3 separate regions of the Homo sapiens genome follow, and all the other regions are linked to region 2. Evidence: chromatin contacts called from ENCODE Hi-C or POLR2A ChIA-PET data. All regions are on one chromosome and are shown on one strand. Each heading gives the region's core, a stretch centred on a gene start or an enhancer-like site at or near the end of the contact. The rest is flanking DNA. Distances are from core to core; before and after follow the strand shown. Region 1 overlaps NCOR1 (nuclear receptor corepressor 1). Region 2 overlaps PIGL (phosphatidylinositol glycan anchor biosynthesis class L). Region 3 holds the start of CENPV (centromere protein V).

Region 1 (3,795 bases), core at 1,165-3,664, 69 kb before region 2:
CAGGAGGATCACTTGAGCCCAGGAGGTCAAGACTGCAGTGAGCCGTGATTGTGCCACTGCACTCCAGCCTGGGTGATACAATGAAACTCTGACTCAAAAAATAAAAGAAAAACGTATAGAAAGAACTTTAAGGCCGGGCGCGGTGGCTCACGCACTTTAGGAGGCCAGCGCAGGCAGATCACGAGGTCAGGAGTTCAAGGACAGCCTGGCCAGCATGGTGAAACCTGGTCTCTACTAAAGATACAAAAAATTAGCCACGCATGGTGGCGCGTGCCTGTAAACCCAGCTGCTCGGGAGGCTGAGGCAGGAGAATCACTTGAAGCTGAGAGGCAGAGGTTGCAGTGAGCCAAGATGGCACCACTGCACTCCAGCCTGGGTGAGGGGTCCAGACTCCGTCTCCAAAAAAAAAAAAAGAACTTTAAAAACTATGTGGTACCATGTAATATATAAATATTTTAAATAAATATACCATCCTCCTCCTGATGTCATGTTTCCTGCTGTTGTGAAAGCTGACCAGGAGAAGAGTCAGAAGACTGACCAGCTGACCCTCAGCCTGTTTTTTCCCTGCTCCCTTCCTGAGGCATGGAGATCAGCAAATCTTAAGGATTGTAAGGTTGAGATTACCCAACTAACACTGATTTGACAGGTGAGAAATCTGAAGATCAGAGAAAGTCAATAATTCCTCTAATATCACAAAATTGTGGCAAAATGGGAAAAACTAATGTTTTCTGCAATGCTTTGCAGCTTTCTCAGCAAGCAGTGAACTAGGAGGAGCTGAGATGTTCAGTGAGAGCACACATTAAAACCACCTGAGGAGCTTTCTCCTCATCCATACACCTGCAACTGCTCCAGGTGGAAGGGGAAAAGCCAGCATGTGGCATCGTGAGGAGGGTTGATCTTTTTGGAAATAAATATTATATGTAGGACTTAAGAAAAAGTACCGCAGAATATAAAGCGAAAAATCTCCTCGCCCTTCTTCTCCAGCTGCTACCCAGTTACACTCCCAGAAGGCAACCAAAGTTACTAGTTTCTAGAGTGTCCTTTAGAAATATCCTACACATACATACACTCACACTTTTTCCCCTATGTAAATGGTGGCATACTAGAAACACACTGTTCTGTATCTTGCTTTTATTACTTAATACATCTTGGTTGGCCAGGCGCGGTGGCTCACACCTGTAATCCCAGCACTGTGGGAGGCCAAGGCGGGCGGATCACGAGGTCAGGAGATCGAGATCATCCTGGCTAACACGGTGAAACCCCATCTCTACTAAAAATACAAAAAAATTAGCCAAGCATGGTGGCGGGCGCCTGTAGTTCCAGCTACTCAGGAGGCTGAGGCGGGAGAATGGCATGAACCCAGGAGGCAGAGCTTGCAGTGAGCCGAGATTGCGCCACTACCCTCTAGCCTGGGCAACAGAGTGAGACTCCGTCTCAAAAAAAAAAAAAAAAAAAAACATCTTGGCAATTATTCTCATCAATTTATGGTTCTTTCTATTGCTAAACAGTATTTCTCTATATGGGCCGGGTGCGGTGGCTCACACCTGTAATCCCAGCACTTTGGGAGGCTGAGGCGGGTGGATCACCTGAGGTTGAGAGTTCGAGACCAGCCTGACCAACATGGTGAAACCCCGTCTCTACTGAAAATATAAAAATTAGCCAGGCGTGGTGGCACATGCCTGTAATCCCAGCTACTCGAGAGGCTGAGGCAGGAGAATCGCTTGAACCCAAGAGGCAGAGGTTGCGGTGAGCCGAGATCGTGCCATTGCACTCCAGCCTGGGCAACAAGAGTGAAACTCTGTCAAAAAAAAAAAAAAAAGAGTATTTCACTATATGAACATTCATGCATTTTGTAAAAGTTTTCCAACTAATTCTGATCTGCTGTCCTAAAACATGCTTTAAGTTATCTATCTCTGCACTCTCCTCCCAACTCAGATATCCCAAATAAATAAAGCTATAAATGGAATGAAGAGGCAAAAAAAAAGATTTTAACCCAGGGTCATCCAATTTTTTTCTAACAGTGGCCTAAATGATTAGAAACCCATGAGGTACAATTTTTTAATGCACATTGTTTAACTTTCAGCTATGGTGAGTCCTGAGTTCAACAATTACACTCAATGTCACTCAAAGTCACAAGTTAAGTGACTTGTCCATTTTTTCCCTCATCTCAGTAATCCTTCCTTGTCCGTTTTGTGGTATGACTTTAGTGAAGTTTAACTTTATTATCTCAAAAAAAAAAAAAGTCAGTTTTCTTTAAAAGTACTATCCGCCCAATACAGAAGGAAAAAAAAAAAAACACACACACACACACACACACACACACTAGCAAAATCAGGAAATTAGCCCCTACTAGCATACAAATTTACAGGTCAAAGCAAGCCCTTCCTGTCCTCGCATGAACTGCAGCCTGGAGACCACGACAACCTCCTTCCTCAAAACTTATCCATGAGATACACGGCAACAGTGCTCAGATTTTGTTTTTTAACCAGAATGTTTTCCTCAAAAGTCTTAAATGAAAGCTAAATGTACAAAAGATACAATGGAGAAACATTCCGATCTAGTAAGAATGGGAGACCTAGGATTCATCTTTTCAGTCTCCCCCTGCCCTTTCCCATCCTTCCCTCCACCCTTCACTCTAGTCCTGGCTCACTAAGATACCTCGGCAGAATACTTTACATTTGAAACCCACTGAAATAAAAGAATCTAGTTTAAAGTTCAGACTGAAGGGGAAGGGAGCACCTTAAGTGGCAGTATCAAATTATAATTTCAGTTCTTAGCACCAAAACTCATTAACTCAGGGTAGTTACATGGTTGACTCATGAACTGAAAAAATTCTACGAATTGTTTAAGAAATCTGATCGAGATTTTATAAGCAACTTCCTCATCTCTTAAATATCAACATATAATGTTTTAGGATGGGAATAATATAGTAATAATTATATGTCACTGTCATAAAAGACAACAGCACTTCTAACTGAATTATACAGATAAACCCAGAACTAGCCTCTTATATATTGCAAACAGGTAATACAATATTGCAAAATGAAATTGATCTATTTAAGTTCCTTTTTAAATCCTCTCATATTAAATAAACGCACACATATTTACTCAACAGGAAAATCTTGCAACAACAAAATTTCAAATACTATCCTGCCAAAAAAAAAAGCAATTTTTCCTCTCAGCAGGAACTCCTGGCTTTTGGCCCACAATTTTTGCATAACCAAAATGTGTTATGCAAAGGTGTTCAAGGTGGCCTAAGCTATCTTGGAAAAAAAGCTAAAAATGGCCAGGCACAGTGGCTCACACCTGTAATCCCAGCACTTTGGGAAGCCAAGGCCGGCGGATCACAAGGTCAGGAGATCAAGACCATCCTGGCCAACGTGGTAAAACTCCATCTCTACTAAAACACACCCACAAAAAAAAAAATTAGCCGGACATGGTGGTGCACACCTATAGTCCCAGCTACTCGAGAGGCTGAGGCAGGGGAATCGCTTGAATCTGGGAAGCGGAGGTTGTAGTGAGCTGGCATCGTGCCACTGCACTCCAGCTTGACAACAGAGCGAGACTCCATCTCAAAAAAAAAAAAAAAAAAAAAAAAAAGCTAAAAATATACTTCACTGTGGCAGGACTGCAGATGCCACTTCAGATGAGCAAGAATGAATCCACCAAGCGTCACAATAGAGGTGAAGCCTACATTTCACCAAAGCAGAAAAAGGATCCCACAAAATATGTAATTTTTACGTGATAAAATAATAAAACCTACTGATACAAAAGTATGGGGTAGGGCAATGCCTT
Region 2 (3,899 bases), core at 233-2,732:
TTATTGTGCCAGGTACTCTTACTCTTGGGCAACTGAAATCATGGCTTCATATCTATGAATTGAGTGAGGTGGTACTCACATCACCAGCCTCTTATGTTGACCGAATCAAGACCTTTAACTGCCTAGTAGACTGACTTACAAGTGGAGCTGCTCAACAGATAATAGTTTCTTTTTTTTTCTAGACGGGAGTCTCGCTCTGTTGCCCAAGGTGGAGTGCAGTGGCGCTATCTCGGCTCACTGCAAGCTCCGCGTCCCAGGTTCATGCCATTCTCCTGCCTCAGCCTCCTGAGTAGCTGGGAATACAGGCGCCCGCCACCATGCCCAGCTAATTTTTTTTGTATTTTTAGTAGAGACGGGGTTTCACCGTGTTAGCCAGGATGGTCTCGATCTCCTGACCTCGTGATTTGCCTGCCTCAGCCTCCCAAAGTGCTGGGATTACAGGCGTGAGCCACCACGCCTTGCTCTTTTTTTTTGGGGGGGGGGGGGTTGTCGTGGAAATTAAGTTTATGAATCTCCTTGATCTCTGAATTATTCCAAACAGCACCATCCCAGCAATTCCTTTTAATTGTTTTTAGAACTACAGTTGACCTTTGAACAATGAGAGGGTTAGGGTGCCAACTCCCACCAATGCAGCTGAAAATCTACATAAAAGATTAGATTCCCCAAACCACTAGTAGCCTATTGACCAGAAGCCTTCTTGATAACCTAAACAATTAACACATATTTTGTATCTTTATCATATACTGTATTTTTACAATAAAGTAAGCTAGAGAAAAGAAATGTTATTAAGAAAATCATAAGGAAGAGTAAGTGTATTTACTATTCATGAAGTGGAAATGGATCATCATGAAGGTCTTCATCCCTGTCTTCACATTGAGTAGGCTATCTTGCTGTCTCAGGGGTGGCAGAGGCGGAAGAGGTGGAGGAAGTGGATGGGGAGGCGGAAGAGGTGGAGGAAGTGGATGGGAAGGCGGGAGAGGCAGGCACACTTGGTGTAACTTTTGTTGAAAAAATATCTTTGTATAAGTGGACCCACGCAGTTCAAACGTGTTGTTCAAGGGTCAACTGTGGTCATATTGTCGGGGTTCTTTAGCCATTAGGTCTCAGAAATTAGCCTGAATTTAGCCAGACATAGTAGCACACGCCTATAGTTCCAGCTGCTTGAGAGGCTGAGGCGGGAAGATCACTTGAACCCAGACTGCAGTGGGCTATGATGGTGTCACTGCACTCCAGCCTGGGTAACACAGTGAGACTCCATATCAAAAAAAAGAAAAAAAGAAAAAAAAAAGAAAAGGAAAGAAATTAACCCGAATTTGTGGTTTCTAACTTGGCAATTAGTCTTTCTTTGACCCCAAGTTTAGACTCAATATCTTCACTAAGAGCCAGCCCAGGGGGTGCAACTTGGAGCACCAGAATGTTTGTGTAATACTAGCCATGGTAAAGAAGGTGTCCCAGGCTCTCCTGGTGGAGGCAGGCTCTGCTCTACTTAACTCTACTCCAGGCAAGAGCAGACAAAGAGCAGACTCTTTAGACTGGTAAGCAGAACAGACTCGTCCCTCAAGGAGCTCCCAGACCAGGGAGGGGAGGAGACTGTAAATATTCACCATGCCGTGGTAACAGCAGAGATGGAGCACAAGGGGAAGTTCAGAGAAAGATCTCAGAAGAGAGGTACTTTGTCTAACCTGAGATTTAGGGAAAGTTCTCCTGAAGATGATGACTGGTCTACATGACCTGAGCCGAGATGGGAATGAGTTGAAAGGTAGGCTTGTGAAGAAGCAGGAGAAGAGCATTATAGATAGAAAACTCAAAGGCATCAGAGGCCCCAAGCTGCATGCTATGATATTGGGATAATAGTAGTACAAACATAGTGCAAGACAGTGGTGTAAAGTGAGATATTTGCTTCTGAGCCATTTCCCTTCTGTTGCCACTTCCTCTTCCTCTTTTAAGTGAAACATTACTAGCAGCCTAATAATTATCATAGCTGACATATATTAGGTGTTTTTTGTTTTGTTTTGTTTGTTTTGTTTTTCTTGAGATGAAGTCTCGCTCTTGTTGCCCAGACTGGACTGCAATGGTGCCATCTTGGTTCACTGCAACCTCTGCCCCCTGGGTTCAAGCGATTCTCCTACCTTAGCCTCCTGAGTAGCTGGGATTACAGGCGCCTGCCACCATGCCTGACTAGTTTTTTGTATTTTTAGTAGAGATGGGGTTTCACCATGTTGGCCAGGCTGGTCTCGAACTCCTGACCTCAAGTGATCCACCCACCTCAGCCTCCCAAAGTGCTGAAATTACAGGCATGAGCCACTGCGCCTGGCGTTTTTTTGTTGTTCTTGTTATTTGTTTTTTTAGATGGGAGTCTTGTTCTGTCGCCCAGGCTGGAGTGCAGTGGCGCAATTTCGGCTCACTGTAGCCTCTGCCTCCAGGATTCAAGCAATTCTCCTGCCTCAGCCTCCTGAGTAGCTGGGACTACAGGCGCGTGCCACCACGCCTGGCTATTTTTTTGTATTTTTAGTAGAGACAGGGTTTTACCATGTTGGCCAAGATGGTCTTGATCTCCTGACCTAATGATCTGCCCGCCTCAGCCTCCCAAAGTGCTGGGATTACATGCGTAAGCAACCATGCCCAGCCAGGTTTTTACTCTGTCCAACTCTATTCTACATCCCTTAAATTTATTAACTTGTTAAATTCTCTAGGAGTAAATGCTGTCATTACTCCCATTTTACAGATGAGGAAACTGAGTCGGGGGAGATTAAGTAACTTCTCAAAGGTACACATAGGGCCATGTGGTCTGTCATCTCTGCTTTAGCTGACACATATGGCCTCTATAGCCTAGGCTTTACATGGCCAGTCTCCATCCAGACTGACTAGAGTGGTGTTTTGTAAAATATAGAGGTTGATCTGCAGCCTAGGTGCAATAGAATTACCTGGGGCAGGCCAGGCACTGTGGCTCATGCCTGCAATCCCAGCACTTTGGGAGGCTGAGGCAGGTGGATCATCTGCAGTCAGGAGTTCGAGACCAGCCTGGCCAACATGGTGAAACCCCGTCTCTACTAAAAATACAAAAAAAATTAGCTGGGTGTGTTGGCATGTGCCGGTAATCCCAGCTACTCGGGAGGCTGAGGTAGGAGAATTGCTTAAATCCAGGAGGCTAGGGTTGCAGTGAGCCTAGATCACCCACTGCACTCCAGCCTGGTAACACAGCGAGACTCCGTCTCAAAAAAAAAAAAAAAAAATTAGAATTACCTGGGGCATTTGATAAAACACAGATACCTAGGCTCCACTGTACTCTGCATGAATCTAATGGGGTGGGTGATTAAGAACCTGAATTTTTTTTTTTGAACTCCCCAGATGATCCTAAGGCACAGTAATGTTTGGGAACCTCTGGGCTGGAGTCTCTGGGTTGAAATCCAAGTTTTGTTCTGTTTTTTTTAAGAATGAGTCATTGCATCTTTCAAGTATTCAACCAAGATTGTCTTCATAATCTTACACTTCATTCATCTGTCTTTACAAAGTTACAGAGCTGAAGCCATATCCTGTTTCTTCAGCACTCATCTATACTTTAAAAATTCTAGGCCAGGCATGGTGGGTCACGCCTGTAATCTCAGCACTTTGGGAGGCCGAGGCGGGCAGATCACCTGAGGTCAGGAGTTCGAGACCAGCCTGCCCAACATCTGCGAAATGCTGTCTCTACTAAAAATACAAAAAATTAGCTGGGCATGGTGGTGGGCACCTGTAATCCCAGCTACTCAGGAGGCTGAGGCAGGAGAATTGCTTGAACCCAGGAGGCGGAGGTTGCAGTGAGCCGAGCTTGCACCACTGCACTCCAGCCTGGGTGACAAGAGCGAAACTCCATGTCAAAAAAAAAAAAAATTCTAATCAGATGCCAGTCTCACTGTCAT
Region 3 (3,750 bases), core at 436-2,935, 86 kb after region 2:
TAAAAATTTATCTCAAATTTGAGTTTTACATTCTTCTTTTTTTCTGTATGCCTTGAAGACACCATGAGTTTTACATTCCTAAGGATCTTCGTATTCCTTCTGCCCAGAGGCAGCCGTCACCCTATAGGTGCTCAAATGTTTGATGGATGAACGTTTTTTAAAAATTCAGTGTGCAGTCCAAGATGAAAAACCAAAAAGTGAAGCACACAGAAAACCAAATATGTATCTTCTGTCGGGGACGACTCATCCTAAGAGAATTTCTTCCGCAAGAAGCTCAAAGGAACATGTTCAAGAAAAGAAGTAATTCTCAGGTTATGCAATTGCTAGGTTATTCTTGTCGGTTTTTTCCCCCTAGTGTTTTGATTGTTCTTTTTAATTCGTAAAATTGACACTGAAATATAATATCAGGGCGTTAAAATATCTCTCTGTAGCACAACTGTTCCCCGAGGCAGGAATCCAGATCGCATTTGGAGAAAAGAAGGCAGCCCTTTAACAGCCCAGTTAAAAGCTCTTTCCCAAATCGCGGACACTCGAGATGCTCCTCGGGCCATCTAAAAGACTGCGGAGCAGCCAGGAGGGCGAGCGGCAGGGAGCATTAGCTGGCTGAGCACATAAAAGCCTCCCTACGTAGGTATCCCCGCCGCCGCGCGAGGCCGGAGCATCTCTTCGCGCGCGCTTCTCTCCCGGATCAATAACCTCCGCCCCCTGCTCCCTCCCTGGCAGTGCCTGGAACAATGACGGGATTTTGCTTCCCAGTGAGTTCAAAACTATTCATGCTTCCTTCAACGCTTCTACCTTTCCCTTCCACCCACCCTCAAAAACACGTGTGCAAACACAAAAAAAAAGGGGATTCGGGTAAGAGAAAGCCGTGGGATTTATGTTCTTTTCACTAAGAAAGGCCCCCACACCCTTTGCGCGCCAGCAAGAGACAACGTCCCCGAGCACGATGCTTATGGCCGGGAAAGACTCTTTGTGTCCCAAGACGGCTGCGCGCGCCCTCAAGCTCCGGACGAAGCCCCCTTTCCATTCCCAGGCCACACAGCCCTAGAAGCACCGCCCCGCCCCGCCGCCCTTAGAATTAAGGAATAACCCCAGTGCTAACGGGGGAGCCGCGTCGGCTCCGTAACGTGGAAGGCTCAGAGCTGAAAGGCGCCCAAGGCCTGCACGCGGGCTGCGAGCCCGACTCCTGCCGAGGGGGTCCGCGTGGCAACGGCTCCCGCGCCCCCCGGCCCGCCGCACTCACAAGGTGTCTAGCAGGAGCTTGGCGGCACCCTCGGAGGTAAGCTTCTGCCGCTTCTGGAACGTCTCCCAGCGCTCCCGCTGCTCGCCCAGGTCCAGGTTGGACGCCGAGGACGTCGGGGTCGCGGGAGTCGGCGGCGGCGGCGGCGGTGGCGGGAGCAACGCCAGCTCAGGCGGCGGCGGCTCCCCCGGGCCCTCCTCCTGGGCCCGCGGCGACGAGCGCCTCAGCCGCGGCTTCTCCGACGGCGGCTTCTCCACCGCCTGGCTCTTGCTCCCGGCCTGGCTAGCGGAGCGCCGTGTGCGGGTGGCGCTGGGTGCCAAGGCAGCGGCCGCGGAGGCCGCGGGGGCCGCGGAGGCCCCGGACCGCTTCTGCCCGCGCAGCTTGGCGGCCGCAGAGCTCCTCGATCGCCGCATGGCTCCCGCAGCCTGGCGCGCAGGCCTCGCAGCGCGGCGCGCCCCCGCCGGCCTGCGCGCGCCCCCGCCGCCCGCCAGTCTTCAGGCCCAGGGGGCGCTGCGCCCGGCTGCCCCGCTCCGCCAGCCGCGCCCCGCAGCGCGGCGCCTGCCCGCAGGAGGGAGACCCGGCCCGCCCGGCCGCTGGGACGCACCTGCCTGTTCAGTCCCGCAGGCAGAGGGGCTGCGCCTGGGCCTACGCTCGCGATACCCAGAATCCACTCGCACCTGCGAAGGCGCCCCTGCCCTGTGTGAATCCAGCGGGCTCTTCGTACCTTCCCGACCTGGAGGGGCCTGGGTTGGGCCTGAATTCGCAGGCTCATCCGAGCGGGCAGCCTGGGGTAACTTCGTCTCCAAAAACGAGCTAATTTGTGTAAACGGCCTGCCACCTGCTACCTCCTGTGTAACAGCGGCCGAAACCATAGTTCTTCACCTTCGTCTTTTCTGTCACATTATAGAACAGTGTCATGAGGATACCAATAGTCAACAGATTTGGGGTTTCATTTTAATTAAATGAATGACCCGCGCGTCGAATTTCATTAGTATGATTTTGATGAAGGCAGCACCAAAGTTTAAAGACAAAAGGCACGAGAATCGTTGATGGAACCCAGATAGTCTTCTTCTCCTTCTCCTTCTTCTTCTTTTTTCAGACCGAGTTTCGCTCTTGTTGCCCAGGCTGGAGTGCAGTGACGCGATCTCGCCTCACCGCAACCTCCGCCTCCCAGGTTCAAGCGATTCTCCTGCCTCAGCCTCCTGAGTAGCTGGGATTACAGGCATTCGCCACCACACCCGGCTAATTTTGTATTTTTAGTAGAGACGGGGTTTCACCATGTTGGTCAGGCTGGTGCCGAATACTCCCGACCTCAGGTGATCCATCCGCCTCGGCCTCCCAAAGCGCTGGGATTACAGGCCTGAGCCACCGGGCCCAGCCTATCTTTCTTTTTTTTTTTTTTTTTTTTTTCTTTTTTGGAGTCTCACTCTGTCGCCAGGCTGGAGTGCAGTGGCGCGATCTCGGTTCACGCAACCTCCGCCTCACCGTTCCAGCGATTCTCCTGCGTCAGCCTATCTTTCTTCTTTATTCTGATTTTCTTCATGGTATTGTTAGTTTAATAGTTTATTGAATTAAAGGCATAGTTTAACTATTTTGTCTTTTTTTTTTTTTTTCCATACAGGATCTGACAGACTGGAGTGCAGTAGCGGGATCTCGGCTCAGTGTAGCCAAGAACTCCTGGCCTCAAGCGATCCTGCCGCCTGGGCCTCTGGAGTAGCTGAGTAGCTGGAACAACAGGCGGCGCCCCCCCCCCCCCCCCCCCGCCCCAGCGAATTGTTGCTATTGTTGTTTTGTAGATACCGGGTTTCCCTATGTTGCCCAGGCTGGTCTCTAACTCCTGGCCTCAAGCGATCCTCCCGCCTAGTTCTCCCCAAGTGTTGGGATTACAGGCGTGAGCCACCGAGCCCCACCTTGCCATTTTGTCGTTGTTGTTGTTGGAATTATGGTTTACACACAGCAACGTGCAAATATCTTAGATGTACAGCTTATGTGACCACCACCACTTCAGATACAGAACATTTTCAGCACACCAGAGTTTCCCTCAGGCAAAAGAAAACAGAGGCGATCACTGTTCTTTTACCACCATAGGTTGGTTTTGCTTATTCTTGAACATCATTTTAAAACGGCACGTAGGCCGGGCGCAGTGGCTCATGCCTAATCCCAACACTATTGGGAGGCCGAGGTGCTCAGATCGCTTGAGCCCAGGAGTTTGAGACCAGGAGGTGGAAGCTGCGGTGAGCTGTGATTACACCACCATATTCTACTCTGGGTGACAGAGTGAGACCTTGTCTCAAAAAAAAAAAAAAAAAAAAAAAGCTGGGTGTGGGGAGTGGTTATCCTTGAGGAGAACTAACTGGGAAAGAGAACAAAGGACTCTTCTAAGATGCTGGATATGGCCAGGCACAGTGGCTCATGCCTGTAATCCCAGCACTTTGGGAGGCGGAGGTGGGCAGGAGTTTGAAACCAGCCTGGCCAACATGGGGAAACCCTGTCTCTACTAGAAATACAAA

What was found. A loop is a pair of places that touch in the nucleus more often than their neighbours do. ChIA-PET counts read pairs that join two places held with the same protein, here RNA polymerase II (POLR2A). Pooled maps may share reads with other maps.
Region 1: a loop to region 2 is called in a pooled map, with 2.2 times the contacts of the local background. The contact joins two enhancer-like sites. A Hi-C loop is called at or near these places in 1 of 50 pooled maps. POLR2A ChIA-PET finds 5 or more read pairs at or near these places in 5 of 52 experiments (GM10248, GM12878, HEK293 and 2 more).
Region 3: a loop to region 2 is called in a map of CD4-positive, alpha-beta memory T cell, with 6 times the contacts of the local background. The contact joins the promoter of CENPV here to the enhancer-like site in region 2. A Hi-C loop is called at or near these places in 2 of 168 maps with a recorded cell type or tissue (CD4-positive, alpha-beta memory T cell and ascending aorta) and 6 of 50 pooled maps. POLR2A ChIA-PET finds 5 or more read pairs at or near these places in 10 of 52 experiments (AG04449, CD4-positive, alpha-beta T cell, CD4-positive, alpha-beta memory T cell and 7 more).

Annotation. Positions count from the first base shown.
Region 1 is chr17:16,196,922-16,200,716 of GRCh38, forward strand. The region is part of intron 1 of NCOR1 (nuclear receptor corepressor 1); the gene reads right to left. Among named protein-coding and RNA genes, the nearest start is that of NCOR1, 17 kb to the right of the region's middle. Within about 2 kb of position 2,415, at least 3 of the 41 ENCODE cell types and tissues checked have a DNase peak (open chromatin) inside an H3K27ac peak, as active enhancers do.
Region 2 is chr17:16,266,434-16,270,332 of GRCh38, forward strand. All of the region lies in intron 2 of PIGL (phosphatidylinositol glycan anchor biosynthesis class L), which reads left to right. Among named protein-coding and RNA genes, the nearest start is that of MIR1288, 14 kb to the right of the region's middle. RefSeq lists enhancers at 1,610-1,749, 1,770-1,819. Within about 2 kb of position 1,483, at least 5 of the 41 ENCODE cell types and tissues checked have a DNase peak (open chromatin) inside an H3K27ac peak, as active enhancers do; they include GM12878, where a contact is called at or near this core.
Region 3 is chr17:16,351,784-16,355,533 of GRCh38, forward strand. CENPV (centromere protein V) reads right to left here and starts at 1,686. Exons shown (of 5, transcript NM_181716.3): 1 at 1,244-1,686. The coding sequence starts at 1,653. RefSeq lists silencers at 1,076-1,685, 1,746-1,895.